2 separate regions of the Homo sapiens genome follow, and region 2 is linked to region 1. Evidence: chromatin loops called from intact Hi-C (ENCODE). Cell type or tissue: endothelial cell of umbilical vein. All regions are shown on one strand.

Region 1 (8,000 bases):
ATCACCGGATGAGTATTCAGTCCTGAAGGGGGAGTGGGTCTGTGTGATTCACTGTAGCGCACATTATACTATAGTAGGGTAGGGGTGGAAAAGGTGTAAGGCCCTTCCTCACCCATCGTAAGGGTCATGGCCTACACTCCTACAGTAAAAGACAGATTAACAAGAGAAAAGCATAACAAATTTACTTAATCAAAGTTTTATGTGACACAGGAGCCTTCAGACATGAAGACTCAAATACCCAGGGAAAACTGTACATTTTTATGTCTGAATTTGATGAAGAATAGGCAAACAGCCATGTATAAATGTAATTGGACAAACATGGGATTAAATAATGGTAATAGGCTAGGGAGGCAGGGACCTAGCAAGACCTGTCTGTTCAGATTCTTCTTGGCCTCTCTGTGTAGAGTTCCTTCCTTCTAGCTATCAGGCAGGACTCCTCTGGAACAAAAGTCTTATGCTCTACTACCAGCTAAGGTAGATCAGAGAACTTCTCCATGGCCAGTTCCTATACAGAAAGGTTAGAGTAAGGGGAAGGCTAGAGTCGTATTTCTGGGTTTTATGACTTACTTTGGGAAAGATGGGTTCTATTTTCTATGACCCACCATGGGGAAGAGGAATTCTGGTTTCTATGACTTGCTTTGGAGGAGAAAGAGGGGTAGGGGGCAGGAGATAGGAGGGCAGCAGAAGATCAGAGAGAGAGAGAGAGACTTTGCTTCTGAAACTGCTTCTGAGGGCTTCCAACCTCCTTTAGTTCAAAGGACTAGCATGCCAAAGTGCCATACTTTGGGATATTGTTTTCTGAGCCCCAGCAGTAGGGTTCAAATGCTCTTCTGGGGAGTTCCTCCTAACAATATGCCTCTCAAGAATAAAGTTTCATTGTCTCTGGTTTCTGCCTATGGTTGGCCATATTTGCAACCATCAAATAGTTATTCAAGAAAAAATGGTTTGCTTGTTTCTTCTGGAATGCAGAAAAGTCCCAGGCCTTGGCTCTGTTCTTATGCTGTATCTTCCCATCCTAAATGGGTGTTTCCTTGGTGATTACTCTAGTTTAGCTCATAAAGTGTTTTTGTTTTTGGTTTGTTTGTTTGTTTTTGGGACAGTCTTGCTCTGTTGCCTAAGCTGAAGTGCAGGGGCACGATCACATAGCTTCCTGCAGCTTCCTGCAATCACGGCTTACCAACTCCTAAGAGCCAGTGTTCAATTTCCTTTCTTCAAGAAAATTTATTCAAGTTTCCATTGACTTCCCAATTACTCTAGCTATAATCCAGTTTATTGTCAGTAGGCCCTGGGTTCATTCTGGCAAAAATATATGTAAAAGCCTTGGGTCCATGACTTATTGTCCATTAATTTATCTCCTCTTGAATTTACTTTTAAGTTCTTTTTGTTCTTTGCTAGAATAAGTTGCTTTGGTTTTAAGAATCAGTCTCACTCAAAATAATGTGACAAAAAATAATTGGTTAGCAGGTGACTGTTATTTTGACAATATTTGTAGGTTAGTACTGGGGTCAATGGACACTTGAGGCAGCTCCAAAAGTGCTTTTATCTCACGAGCCACTGAAATCTCAAGGTTTTGGCTTTTTGATTCCTTCAATACCAAGCAGCCAATCCTCTTCTATTCTGTAGCCTACATACTAGAAGGAGCCAATCTGTGTGGCTTAGCTGATCACCAATGACTTTACTTGCTTTTAATATCAGATTATATCAGGGGTTGACTAGCCTATGCATGGCTGTCTTTGAGTCAGGGACCACTCTTAGTCTTATCCATAGCTATCCTAGTCCTTCAGCATATAGCACTGCCTCTTTGAGTAAGGAACTTGCAACTTAATGAAACTTATTGGATTTGGTAGAGGCATGACCGACATATGCTACTCATTGTTAATACCATCATTTTGTGGGTATCACTTGCCAGAAGTTTTATATACATGGTAAACGGATAGTTATTTTTGTTTGCTGTGAAATTGCTCTTTTCAAGTCTTGTGAGACATGTTAAAGTCCATATATAACCTATTTATTTTCTTTATTCTATTTATATTCTGATTATATAATAAAAGAGCATTTAAAAAGTCGTAACATATACATATTAACAAGTGTGCACACGTTTGAAGGAAAATATGGATTAATTCATTTTTTGATATTGAAATAAAATTATACTTATTCATGTATACATGTGGCAAAGCATTAATGGCTGTATCAAATAATTTTATACAAATGAATCATAACTGTAAATCATATAGTCTTTCAAATCTTCCATTATGAATTCATGGATTAGAATTCATTTAGAATTCATTATGAATTCTAAAATTATAGCATATAAAATAAATGAAATATTATCAGATAGCACGTAGTTTGACCGCAGCATTTAATATTAATAAGATTTTTGGATTTGCTGCTTACAGTACTATGCAATCATAGCTAAACCAAACTATTAATTTGAGTTGATAACTGAGCAAGAGTAGAAATTTTTTTATTTCTTAAATGATGACGGAAATTAATGGTGATTTTGGCAATCAGGGAAGAGCTTATATTTCACTGTTAAAATGTAGAAGTGCTTTCTCTTGAGAAAAGCATGAATTTAGCTTAGTCTGGGAAAAAAATTCATTTTTGCAAATATACCAGATTGAATTGGAAACATTGTTAGTGCTTCTCCTAAATTTAAAATATTAGTGAGATTTAAAATCTCTATTTATGAATCGTTGTAGAAGCCCACTAGGAAAGACCTTCTGGGCAAATTATTAGGTTTGTTCCCAAACACTTCCTTGCCCTTCTCCCTGCTAATTGGCTTCCCGCCAGTCCTGCTAGCACTACACACTGGTAGAAGCATGGAAGGGGGAAGAAAAGAATCCAGGGGGTGGGTATTTGTCTCTCGTCTTCTTTTCTCTCTCCTTCTCTCCCCTGGTTGTGTTTTCTGGCTGTGGCTGCAACTCCTCCTGATAGTTGCAGGTCTTCTCTGGACAGGCTCTCAGCTCAGTCCTTGCTTTGGTTTTAGCTCCTGCCAGGCGGCCCAGCTTCTGGGTTCTGCTGACATTCTGCATCCTCCCTGCATACAGCCAGCCCTCGCCCTCGAGAAAGAAGCAGCTTCCTGCTGTGGCTAATCTCTGAATTGCCTTCCCATGTCTTGCTTGGCTTCCCAGCCCTTTCATCAACAGTGTAATTAATTTCTCGTATTCAACTCCCTCTGTTTGATACAGGGTATGTTTTCAGTTTGCCTGACTGGACCCTGAATCATACGGCATTTCTCCACTTTCCATTCATGGAATAGCAGACTAAAAGGACTTTACATTAAGCAATAATACAGTTTACTACTCTGGATAAACATACGTAAAGGCAGAGATATTTTACAAATATGTACACATGTGACGTTTCACTTAAATTCAGCCTGATATGACTTACTCCAACATCTTTCTTTTGGATTCTTCCCAAACTCAATCACTTCCTACTCAAAGTCTTTATATATAAAGATGTCAAAATAATGACTATCAAATGCTGTTTTATGCATATGACTACTTTGTTCAAGCATCTAGAAGCTATCTCTTTGGTGCTTTAGATCCCAAATCCTTAATCTATTTCTCACAGCTGTCCCTGAATCATTTTCCTCTTCCTGAATCTTTCTAGCCTTATATCCTATGTTATGCTCTGATGAAACCTATCTGTTCTGGTCAGACACTCTTGCTTTCCATTCTTAACATTCAATTTCCTGTTTTCTACTGTTGTGTCTTCACTAGGGCAGCAGCGCCCTTTCTTATCACATCTTTGACATTGATAATACCTTATAGAGAATAAGAATAATACCTTATCATCATTAACAATTCATCATTATACACATATGTAACTTCTCCAGATCTCCCTCTTTTTGAATATTGGCATTTTCCAGGATTCTAGTCTAAGCCCTATTGCCTTTTCATCTTAAACTCCTTCTTTGGATGATCTCTTCTCTTCTGACAAGTTGAGCTTCAATCTATGACCCCTGAATCTCAATATATAGTCTTTAGACTTTCTCCTGAGCTCCAAACTTGTATTTCCAGCCGACTAAACATTTTTACCTGGTTGCTTCGCGGGCACATCAAACTTAGAATGTCCCAACTGAACTTACTCTTTTTTTTCCCTAACATCTGCAAAGGCCTCCCCACTTTCCAACTTCCTTAGCTTTAACTAATAATGTCACTTCTTCTTCTTCTTCTTTTTTTTTTTTTTTTTTTTTGAGATGGAGTCTCACTTTGTCGCCCAGGTTGGAGTGTACTGGCACGATCTTGGCTCACTGCAACCTCCTCCTCCTGGATTCAAGTGATTCTCCTCCCTCAGCCTCCCGAGTAGCTGGGATTACAGGTGCACACCACCATGCCTGGCTAATTTTTGTATTTTTAGTAGAGACGGGGTTTCACTATGTTGGGCAGGCTGGTCTTGAACTCCTGACTTCAGGTGATCCACCCGCCTCGGCCTCCCAAAGTGGTAGGATTACAGGTGTGAGCCACTGTGCCCGGCCAATTATGTCACTTATTAACTAGTTGTCTGAACTAGAAAACAATGTTTCTTAATTTTTCCCCAAAGCTTACCATCCTCCACCTATCACAAATTCGGAAAGATATCCCCAATCTTCCCCTCTTCATCATCTGTATTGCCTTAGTCTTCTAGGAGGCCACTGCTGTAGACAATCTCTTCTACCTCATTTCCTGCCTGTCTTTTGGCTCATTAATGCTCCAGGAACCAAACTGGCTTTTTCTTAATTCCTAAAACACATCACTCTTGGTCTTATCTCAGAGATATTTGCATTTACTGTTCACCTTTTCTCTGGGTTCTTCCCAAAGTAACTTTTTTTCTCTTACCAATCCAATATAAATAGGTTCTCCCTTACCCAATTATTCTCTATTACAGAACCCTGCTGTTTGTACCTTTTATTATACTTTATAACAATGTGCAAATATTTTGTTCATTTGATTAGTCATTTATTATCTGTCTTCCTCACTAGGGTCTAAGCTTCATAGTCACTTTGTGCTCAGTTACGTTATAGGTGTTGAAAAACTACTGTTGCATTAGAAAATGAATGGTGGATTGAATGAACTAAGATGGGGCTTCTGCCTGTCTCTCAGGTCCTCTGCATTCCACCAAACACAAATCCGATCATGTTACTGTCCTGCTTAAAATCCTTTGGTGGTTTATAATTTTCTGCAATAGTCATTTAAATACTCAGCAAACTTTTTTGATATTTACAATTGTGGGGAGAATAAGTGTTCAGAATCTTAAGTTTAAATTGAAACTGAAGGAATAGGTAGAAGAATGAACACCATACCAGCACTTCCTAGCCCAGTGAGAGTTCAAAGCCTTGAGCCATGGCTGGCTCCGGTAGCTCACACCTGTAATCCCAGCACTTTGGGAGCTCAAAAAAGGCAGATCACTTGAAGTTAGGAGTTCAAGACCAGCCTGGCCAACATGGTGAAAACTCGTCTCTACTAAAAATACAAAAATTAGCCAGGTGTGGTGGCACACATCTGTAATTCCAGCTACTCAGGAGGCTGAGGCAGGAGAATTGCTTGAACCCAGGAAGCAGAGGCTTCAGTGAGCCAAGATTGCACCACTGCACTCCAGCCTGTGCAACAGAGCTAGACTCTGTCTCAACAACAACAACAAACCACAAAGCCTTAAACTAATGTTGGTCAAATATCTAATGTTATAAATTCTGTTACCAGACAGACAGGGAAGTGAAGAAAGCACTGGACTATGACCAAGAGGTTCTGGGTTCTGATTCTGGCTGAACCAGTTTCCTTGACCTCTCTAATCCAGTTTCCTCATCTACAAAATGAGGATATTGTATCAGGTAATCTGCAAGGCCCCATTCAGCTCTGTAATTCTGTGATTCTCAGATACTAGATTAAATGTTTCCGGATTGCTTTTTGAGCATCAAATGAAATAATATGTAGATTGTGAATTAGAATACACATCTTAACATTAGTTTTGCTATGGTCCTGGCACCCTCATTACAGAGCTAGTTACACTTTGTCTCCAGCAGTTGTGTACTTGATGTGCAGTTTCTACGTATCATTTGAATTGTTTCACTTTGCAAGTAGTTTCAGACTCAATGAAAACAAGTGACATTTAGAAATGCTAGTAAGTGGAAAAAAAGTTGAAAGAGGGCAATATATCTTGCCTACTATGTGTTGAGTGCTTTATGTATATTACACCTTAAAATAGAGTTATCATCCCATTTTACAAAAAAGGATAGTGACATATGACTAAGATTACTTAGCTTATCACTGCGCACACATGACTTACACACTGAAATGTCCAGGCCCAAATCTCTCTCTACCTTCTGTCAATTACATGGATGCCCGTTCACTTCCTCTCCAAGTAAAGGGATATAAATGAGAATCAGAAAGTGGCCTTTGGTAAAGTAAGCAGAATTGAAAAGAGAACTCTTGGTTGCACCCTTACCTCAAAGCTATCTTTGGACAGCTGAGCTTGCTGGAGAGCACCAATGACCACTGCTATTGGCCCTCTTTCTAACAGTCTTCTACAGATGCCTAGAGGTGAAAGGACTTGGTCCTATCCAGAGTAGGGCCTATTCCTGTGCTTACCGTTAATGGGCCCCAGTGAGCTTCAGAGAAGGAGATCACACATTGAGGAAAACAACTAATTAATAATCAAAATTAACTTAATATAACAGCATCAGGACAGTTTCCTTGCTTTTGGTTGCTCATTTTACTTTTTTTTTTTTTTAAGAGATGCTCATTTCATGATTCAGCTCCTTTTCAAGAAAACAAACTTAGGGAGAATATTAGTTTCTACAGAGTAGAATTCAATATAAGGAGGGGTGATATAGCTGTACCATTTGTGAAGACTTGTGAGTCTTGCTTATAGGATGGGCAAAAAATGGACCTTCCAAAAAGCCGGTGGCCCATAATATTCCCCTTAGGGTGAAGAGCATTGTTATTTGTGCATCCAGGACAGCTACAGAAATAAATAACCAAAAATGTCAACAAATGAATGCCATGCAGTATTTAGAGACAAACAGCTCTAAAGAAGAATCCATTCTTGTCCAGTTAAACAATAACCCAGACCATTTGCTTTTAAATATAAAAGGGAAAAAATGAAAACGAATACCCATTTTTCTCTTTCATTATTTATGCAATCATTCTTGCACCTGCTTTCAGAAGGAAGCAAAGAATGTGATCTTTTATACTAATGCTCCAAGGGTTTTATAAATAAGTTAATTTAATTAGTAAAATTGATTCAATTTTTTTGTGATAAATAGTACTTGCTATAAATAATTCCTTGAAAGGTAAAAATATTTTGTTTAACAGTGCAAAACATGAGACTCAATTACTGGTCAACTATAGATTAAATATTATCATTCTTCATTCAATGTATACCTGATAGTACCTGACATTTTAGTTAGGCAGGGTGGTTTAATAATATTGGTCAGGATTATTGTTCTTTCTCTGTATAACACTTCTTTACTGGCTACTCCAGTACTTGCTAAGCTGTTGGATAACAAATGGAAAAATATCACATCACAGGCATATTTATCTACCGAGCAGGCAAAACAAGAAAATGGAACCCGGGCTTGGCATCATCTAGTGTTACTCAATCAAGGCAAATTATTTATTGTCTTCTGCCCAGGAGGTCCCATGGGGCATGAAATATTGATTTAGGAATTTGCTGGGCATGAATGACTGTGTGTTGCAATTGTGTTCTTTTTTTTAATCCCTTGATAATATATGGTAAATTGTTTCTATATATGCTGTGATGAGGCTGAATAACAAATTAAACCTGGCTATTTAATAAACATGAAATGTAAACACTAAACTCTTCATACTAACTTAGGGCTATAAAAGGTCACCCCATGGTGTACAGGATTGCACAATGCACTGTTCACATCCTTGTCTAGAGTCATCTCTTCCTTCATCTCACAATGGCATGGCCTCTGCTGCATCCCCTAGGTCCCGATTCCAACTTCCCAAGTGGAACTGGGAGAGCCGGAGTGTTCTTTATGGTTCACTTGGGGATTA
Region 2 (8,000 bases), 510 kb before region 1:
CTCAGCGGTTGATGGTATCTAAATTATTCTGGTTAGCCAATTTTATTTTCTGGCTATCCAGCATTAAGAAAAACAACGCTTATCTCAGAAAACATTTCCAGAGAATGGAATACATGTAATCACTGATTTTTAGTGATGAAGAGTTCACATTACAGGAACTCCAAAGTAACAAGGAAAACTCTACAGGGTGGGATTGAGATATTGGATCTTGATATTAACACATTAGAAGCAGAGAGATGATTAAAGAATAACACTAGATTCTCTCTCTCTCTCTTTAAAATCGCTAACCCACTGTCATATCTTTATTTACACACATATTGTATAAGTTAAAATTACAGTTGCTCTTGTTTATACCTTAAATCTCAAGGATGCCTATGTAAGCCAATGAGCCACTTGAGGCAAGAGAAAAACCCTGTTGCTTTTGCGGGTTTTATGAGAAACAGCTGGGGCACTTAGACTTGGGATATTCTGGAAGGTGGTTGTCCTGCTCTTCTTGACTACTTGCCTCAAGTATCACTGACACACAGCAAAACTATCCTCCAGGAGCCTTTTCATGGTCTCTATTGATCTAAAATATTGTTATTTTGACCCTAAGGAAGAGTCTGATGTGCAGTGGAGTCATACATCCTGAGATGTGAGGGGTCAGGCATAGAAATATTGAATGCTTCTTGTTATCAATAAAATCAGGTCTTTTTCTTAACCTTTCAAGCAATAAGCCCAATAGATATATTAACAAATAACAATATGAGGGAAATAAGCTTTGTGTTGTACCTAAGTCCATTCATTCTTAACCTCCATGAGATTTAAGGCAGATTTGGGTGGGTTTCTGGGAAAAAGTCATGTTACTTAAGTAAGGGGAAAATATCTTATTCATGGAAAGTCTCTTCTTTAAGAACCACAAATTGCATCAATAAAATAATCAATGGCACACAGCAGCTAACATGCTCAATTCTTCACCTTTAAAGCGGCACTCTTTCTGGCTCTGTGAGGAAGAGAGCCAAAAGTTAGATGCTATAAAGACAAGCATATAGAACATGTGGTAGAAAATGCCAAAGATTTCTCCAAGAATTCTCAGTAGCAGAACCCCTGAGCCCATGTTGAGACAGGCCCTACCACAATGAAGGTGGACTTGATTGGTGATAACTGTGGGAAGCATTCTAGTCCTCTTGTCTGACCTTGCCCAGACTTAAAGGGACACACATCTTGTCTCTGCAGGCATCTGCTGGGTTTCCCCCACCACCATCCCCTCGCCAACCTCTCACTCACAAGACATTAAACCTCCCCGTGTTGAGTACCTTGTATCAGGGGCAAGCTTAGTCGTTAGTGATGAGTATCTACTGACTACAATCACTTCACAGGCCCTGGGCTGAGCACACTACAACCGCTGTCTCATTGAATCCTTGCAATCGCTCTAGGAGGGATGTTTTGGGGGAATTTTTGGTCAAAAAATAAGAGACTCCTTTCAGGTCCTGAGCTGATAAGTAAATTCTTTTTGTATGACAGTGAGCAGGAGGTTCAGAATTTTGAGACAAATAACAGAGTCAGAAAGTTTTATTTTGTTTTTCCCCCAGCAAACTCCCTTTACTTTTGACTTCAGGTCACATTATATAACAATCTAATATTACCTGACCTGGTTTTTCAGCCTTCTGATGCTGAAATCTCTCTCTTAAAGTGATGAAAGGTTTCAAAGCTCTGAATGGAGATAAAAATCTGTTTCTGCCTTCTTCACCATCCAACACCCACTCTTTCTTAGGCAGATCTGGCAAAAATATGTTTGTTCACAAAGAAGCACTGTGGACACAACACAGTCGTCACAGCTTCCCCACCTTGAAAGAGCAGCTTCCCTGTGACACCTACAAAGACTGACATGAATGGAGTCAAGCTGCAGCTTCTCACTTGGGGCACAGAGAGAGAGGCTGTCACAAAGTAGCAAGGATGCAAAACATGACAATTGTCTCAGGACAATTCAAAACAAAGCTAAAGACCACCCCAGGCTCTACTCTAGTTCCCTTATTTTAACTTAATATATTGTTTTGTTGAAATAGAGTATTTTAAGCTCTGTTTTCCTCAACAGCTTTGTAAATTCAATATGTTCAAAGAAACAGGAACTATTGTCACAAATGGCCAAAAAGAAGTCCTGGCCTGTGTCCCTAGGATTGCCCCAGGGTCTCTTAGCCCACAGAGGCACTTTGAACATTACGATTTTACAGATACTGGGATGAGGCCCAGAGAGCTTGATGAGATTTACATAATCAGAAAGTGGCAGATGAGGGAATTAGGACTCAGGTGACATAGTTTTAAAATGGTTTTCTGATCTACTACTATACTATACTGTCTCTTGGAAGCCAACACGTTTGCATCTTTACACTGACCAGTGCCAAGATAATACTAACTTAAGAGAGAACCAGACGGGTGGCTCTAAGGCCAAAATTGGGTTAAGGGTCCATTGCGTGTTAAGTTAGAACCACAGAAGATTTGCTGCTGATACTCTATTAGAATTAATCCAGTAAAATGCTCCTAAAGTCTCTTTAGTTTTCTGGGATTGTTCATTTGTCAATTAATTTTCTTTCAAGGAAACTTTAAAAAAGGTTTTTAAATTTGGGGATTGAGGGTGGAGAGTCTAACTAAAGGTATCACTTGTCCTATATATATTAAAAAAAGATAGTCTAAGCCCACATTCCTGGAATCAGAATGAGGCAGAAAATTGGACTGAGTTCAAAGAATTGTAAGACAAATGATTAGGAGCTTGGCAGAAGTGAATATTAAGTAAAGAGTAAAATTACCGACTGTGTATAGTTAGATTAGGCCAGAGTATGAAGTGGGGGAGGAGGGTAAAATAGATGGAGCTCTTTGAGATTTGTGATCCTCAAGTACCGCTCCCAGGGATCGAACGGCAAATATTCTGTCAGGTGACTGTGGATTTAATAATCAAAAGTCATTCTTGCCTGTGAGCTACATGAAAGCAAGGGCGGCACTGCTTCATCAAAATGGCATTTCCTTGGAAAACACACTGTAAATAAAAAGTGGTAGTAAAACAGGCTATACTTATAAATATCATAACGTGTGAGTTTTGTGCTGGAACAAAATGCAGAAAGTTTGTTGGCCATATCCCAGGCAGACTGAATTGCCCTTTGAGAGAGACTAGAGTTTTTTTAAGCACAGGGCTACCTAAATATTCTCCCAGTTTCCAACTGCTTTCTTCAACTTTTTCCTTTGCCTTGTTCTTTCTTCCTCAAGAGGGCACCAACACCCCATCCCTAGAAAGGGTGCTGCTATGTGTGGATTTCACATTGAATGTTGAAAACATCTCTCTACAGGAAAGAACCTGGTTATAGACCAATAAACCAATAATGAGACTTCCTATTTAGTTTCAAATATCTTTAAAAACAAATTGCATTTTGTTTAATCCCAGACTGATCATTAAACAAACAAACAAAAAAATCTGTTATATTTGGGAGAGGAGAACTGTGAGATTATGTTCATGGTCTCAAAATAAGAGAGGCAAAGTTCAGCTGAACTGCAACAATTAGACATGATTGTGCATTCACATTTGCAGGATATTTTTCTTAAGTCTTGGTGGGAGCATGAAAGGAGACCTTATTGTGTGTGTGAGACTGGTATACAAACCAGCGAGCACACATTAATGACAAACAGTCTTTGTTAAAACCCAGGCAGCAGATATGTTAGAGGTATGCCAAAGAAAGCTTAACATTCCTCTGTCGAACATGTAGCACTTTTATTTTGGTCGAAGAATGCTATAGACAAAGGATATAGCAACGCTGTGGACTGGCTGCGTTCTTTTAACATTTGCTTTCATATGGAATAAAATGCGTAATTTCTCCCAATCCTTATCTTTGTCTGGGTGGTGAAATTCATAAATAGCATGAGTACCACATCATATTTTCTGTACCTATTTGAATGGAATGAAGCAATGTTGCCTACAGGTTTTGTTTTGGATTGTGAGCTAATGACCACATGTTAGGAGCCACTGTTTACAAAAGTCATTTCCATAGTGTTTACTGCTTTGACCAAATGAAATTTACAATAACTTAAATCTAACATTTAACGATACACATAATTGTTATTGTGCCATTATATTATTAGGCATAAATGGAAAGCAGTTTACATAATAAATATTATTTTACCCAGAAGAACAAGAGTTTGGAGTTTTACTCCTCATTCAGCTTGACTGTGGTCATAGATATAAAATTATAATGATATTGTCATTTTACTCTAAAATTATGCTTTCCTCCATCTCATTTTTTTCACTTTTTCCCTCTTCTGTCTCTTCTCTTTTTCTTTATCTTAGTAACAACTGTAGTCATCATTGTTACTATCATCATCTTCCCCGAACACTGACATATTCTGATATCCACGCATATTGGGGGTGAGAGCTTTGGATCTGGCTTCCAAAGTTGGGAGATCCTTGGTCTAAGACCCTCCGTCCTCCTGTGCCCAGGGGCAAAGTTCTCAGGGCTTTGCTTCCTCTACCTGTACTTAATCCCTTTGATAACCTGAATTAATTTCTGGGGTCCGCTGTAAGAAATTAGCACAAACTTGGTGGCTTAAAACAACAGAAATTTACTCTCTCATAGTTCTGGCGGCCAGAAGTCTGAAATCAAGGTGTCCTCAGGGCCATCTCTGTCTGAAGGCTCTAGGGGAGGATCTCTCCTTCCCTTTTCCTAGCTTCTGGTGGTTGCCAGCAATCCCTGGTGCTCTTTGGCTTGCCTCTTTCCAGTCTCACTTGTGTTGTCACATGGGATTCCCTCTGTGTGTCTGTGTCCAAATCTCCCTCTTATAAAGATGCCAGTCCTCTTGGATTTGGGACCCAAATCCAATATAACATCATCTTAACTTGATTTCATCAGCAAAGACCATATTTCCAAATAAAGTATTTATAGGTTCTGGGATGACCTGAACTTTTGGGGGACACTATTCCACCTACTACATACTCCCAGCCCTATGCCACCCCCTTCCTGAAGGGGGCGATCTGCTTCCTGCTGCTGCTGTTCCTCTTGCCTGTTTTTCTTGCTGCCATGTTTTCACACCTAGCAAAGAGCCGGGTGTGACTGAATACCTATTTGTTAAAAGATTAATGTTCCAGAAGCATACTTTCTAGGAGGCTTAAAACTGCAATAACTCCAAGATCTGAAACTGTGGATTCCCTGAAAAGGGGAGTTGTAGAGAAAGACGAGAACCTAGGCCAATGGTGAAGCCACAGGAGAATGAGGAAGGCATAGGGGGAAAGCTGAACATCTGGGAGACTTAGACCAGGGTGTTGAAAGGAAAGCAACTGGCGTCAAGAAGTCAGGGCAAGGATGGAGGAGTCCGGGTTGCTAGCACATGATTCCCTAGTCCTGAGCTATACACAGAGGAGACGGTGCAGTGAGAGATAGAGCAAGACAGACCTCTAAAAGTATCCATTATGCTCGGATCTGTTTCCTATTACTTGATACTTTCCCACCAAGATAAATCTCCACCAACTTGTTGCTGCTTTTAATAGGAAAGAAAAAATTTTGAACCAAATATGACCAGGACAATTAAATCTGGTTAAAATTTGGTAGAATGGCACATGCCAATGGTTGCTCCTTTGCTCTTTTTCCTGAGAAAAAGATATAGAGTGGGGCCTCTAGGTGAGATGGTAGACACCTGATGGAAGAATGGCAGAATGAGGAGAAAGCTGCACATTTTAGGTTTTGCCGAGTCTATCCTGCTTATCTCTGTTCCCATGGGGACATGTATAGACGTGTTTCATATTTAGAGCAGCTGGGCTGAACTACGTCTCAGCAGGTGTTTCCTGTGAAAGGCTTTTCAGATTATGATGATCAAATCATATGCACAGTGTGGTAAAATTCATGGGTGACTCATGGATGCCACAAAATAATTGTCATATCATGTTTATTTAAAGGTCTTGAAAGGGCTTAGAGGTCACATTCATTGTGGTTATTACAGAAGATTTTTCAAATGACATCCATCAGGTGATGAAAAGAAAATCCTACCAAGTCATATTTTAAGTCCAGAAAAGAAATTTTAAACAACTGGATCTTCTGGGCAACATTTTTTGTTTGTTTGTTTGTTTATCTGTTTCTTTTTGAGATGGAGTCTCACTCTGTCATCCAGGCTGGAGTGCAGTGGCACAATCTCGGCTCACTGCAGCCTCCACCTCCTGGGTTCAAGCGATTCTCCTGCCTCAGTTTTCCAAGTAGCTGGGACTGCAGGCATGCACCACCACACCTGACTAACTTTTGTATTTTTAGTAGAGACGGGGTTTCACCATGTCAGTCCCGCTGGTCTCGAACTCCTTGCCTCAAGTGATCCGCCTGCCTTGGCCTCCCAAACTGCTGGGGTTATAGGCGTGAGTCACCATGACCAGCCTAGGCATAGATTTATTGCATAGATTCAGTGATCCCTCCTGATCCAGCACCTTCTTCTACCTTTGGGAAAATGGAGGCCTAGGGAGAGAAAGGGATTTGTCCAAAAGTAGCACAGATTATTACAAGGAAAGCCAGGACTCAGACCCAGGTCTACTGAGCCTAATGCTTCTTCCACTCCACTGTGCTGCAAAATTGTCACAGCTGTCTTAAATTTAGCTATCTTCTAACATTCTTTAGAGTACCATAGTGATGATGGCCTTTGGATTTTTTTCAAGCAAAGGCAACATATAAAAAGAAAATGAAAATAAGAAAATTTGTCTATTAATTCATCATATGCTTATTGTGAGCCAATTTTATACCAGATACTACACCCAGTGCTGAGTTATTATTTGAACTTCTGATCCAAAGACACATAATGCACTCTTGAAGACTGCAATCTCGAATTTTGGTCAACATTCTTGCCTTTTTTTTTTTTTTGAGACAGAATCTTGCTCTGTTGCCCAGGTTGGAGTGCAGTGGCACAGTCTCAGCTCACTGCAACTTCCACCTCCTGGGTTCAAGCGATTCTCATGCCTCAGCCTCATGAGTAAGCTGGGATTACATATGTGCACCACCAAACCTAGCTAATTTTTGCATTTTTAGTAGAGACACAGTTTTGCCATGTTGGCCAGGCTGGTCTCAAACTCTTGGCCTCAAGTGATCCACCTGCCTTGGCCTCCCAAAGTGCTGAGATTACAGGCATGAGCCACCACACCAGGCCAGCATTTTTGCTTTCAACATTATTTTTTAACTCAACAAAATATTTTCTACAGGTTCTGTTGCTCTCCAGTAAAATGCTTTCATATTTCATAGTAGTGGGCGAGAAGAGGGCAGGGGTGTTGGGTATTGGTTAGGTCCTAATACTAGGTGGTGAGGCCCAAGCTTAATGTAAGATCTCCTGAAGGCCAATGGGACCAAAATAATCCCACTAACCTTTGATCTCTTAGAGGGCATGTAGGAGCCATTCCATGCATCACCTTCCACCCCAGCTTCACATTCTCTTAGGTAAAGGTATAATACATATTTGGACTAAAATGTAAATATTACAAATTGTTCCCTCCATTTTCTGTTCCTTCTACCTGGCTGTACCTCTAAACACACATGTGTGTTGGGTGGGGGAGCAAGATGATTAGTTAAAACATTGAAGTTGTCCTAACATATTAGAGCTGAATTTTATGTGCTTTCTTTGTAAGTTATGCCTATGTTGCTAGCAAGATACTTGGGAGTCACCTTCATGCTTTCCCTTCTACCATCTCATATCTATCATAAAGCCCCATAGATTCTTCCTTTAAATCAGCTGAAAGCTTCTCTTATTCTCTATGTCTACTGCTGTAACTATAGTTCAGGCCGTTGTTATCACATGAGAGAGAATGTAGCGATCTCCCTGATTTAGTTTTGTTCCTTCACTAATTTCTGCCATGCCAGACATAAGTTATGTCTTCCTAAAACATCAGTGTCATGATAACATTTGTCCTGAATGCCACCCAAAATTGGATGGCCTCCATGGCTAGCGATTTGCTTGTCAACCTGGCTTGATATATGAATCATCAACTAATTTATTCTCAAGAATCTATAATTGCCTCCCCT

What was found. A loop is a pair of places that touch in the nucleus more often than their neighbours do. Peaks named below come from ENCODE experiments on the same cell type or tissue, not always from the same donor. Only the 100,000 strongest peaks of a DNase experiment are listed, where the experiment ranks them.
Region 2: it touches region 1 in a loop (4-fold over the local background); 2 of 110 quality-filtered maps call a loop at or near these places.

What each region holds. Positions count from the first base shown.
Region 1 is chr2:204,535,582-204,543,581 of GRCh38, forward strand. No RefSeq gene overlaps it. Among named protein-coding and RNA genes, the nearest start is that of PARD3B, 5.9 kb to the right of the region's middle. RefSeq lists a silencer at 3,432-3,632. In endothelial cell of umbilical vein, no CTCF peak of the experiment used is centred here; a DNase peak (open chromatin) is centred at 3,400; H3K4me3 peaks cover 256 bases; H3K27ac peaks cover 2,238 bases.
Region 2 is chr2:204,021,470-204,029,469 of GRCh38, forward strand. No RefSeq gene overlaps it. Among named protein-coding and RNA genes, the nearest start is that of ICOS, 89 kb to the left of the region's middle. RefSeq lists an enhancer at 5,893-5,952. In endothelial cell of umbilical vein, CTCF peaks have their summits at 3,238 (motif pointing right) and 4,962 (motif pointing right); DNase peaks (open chromatin) are centred at 3,212 and 5,832; H3K27ac peaks cover 1,174 bases.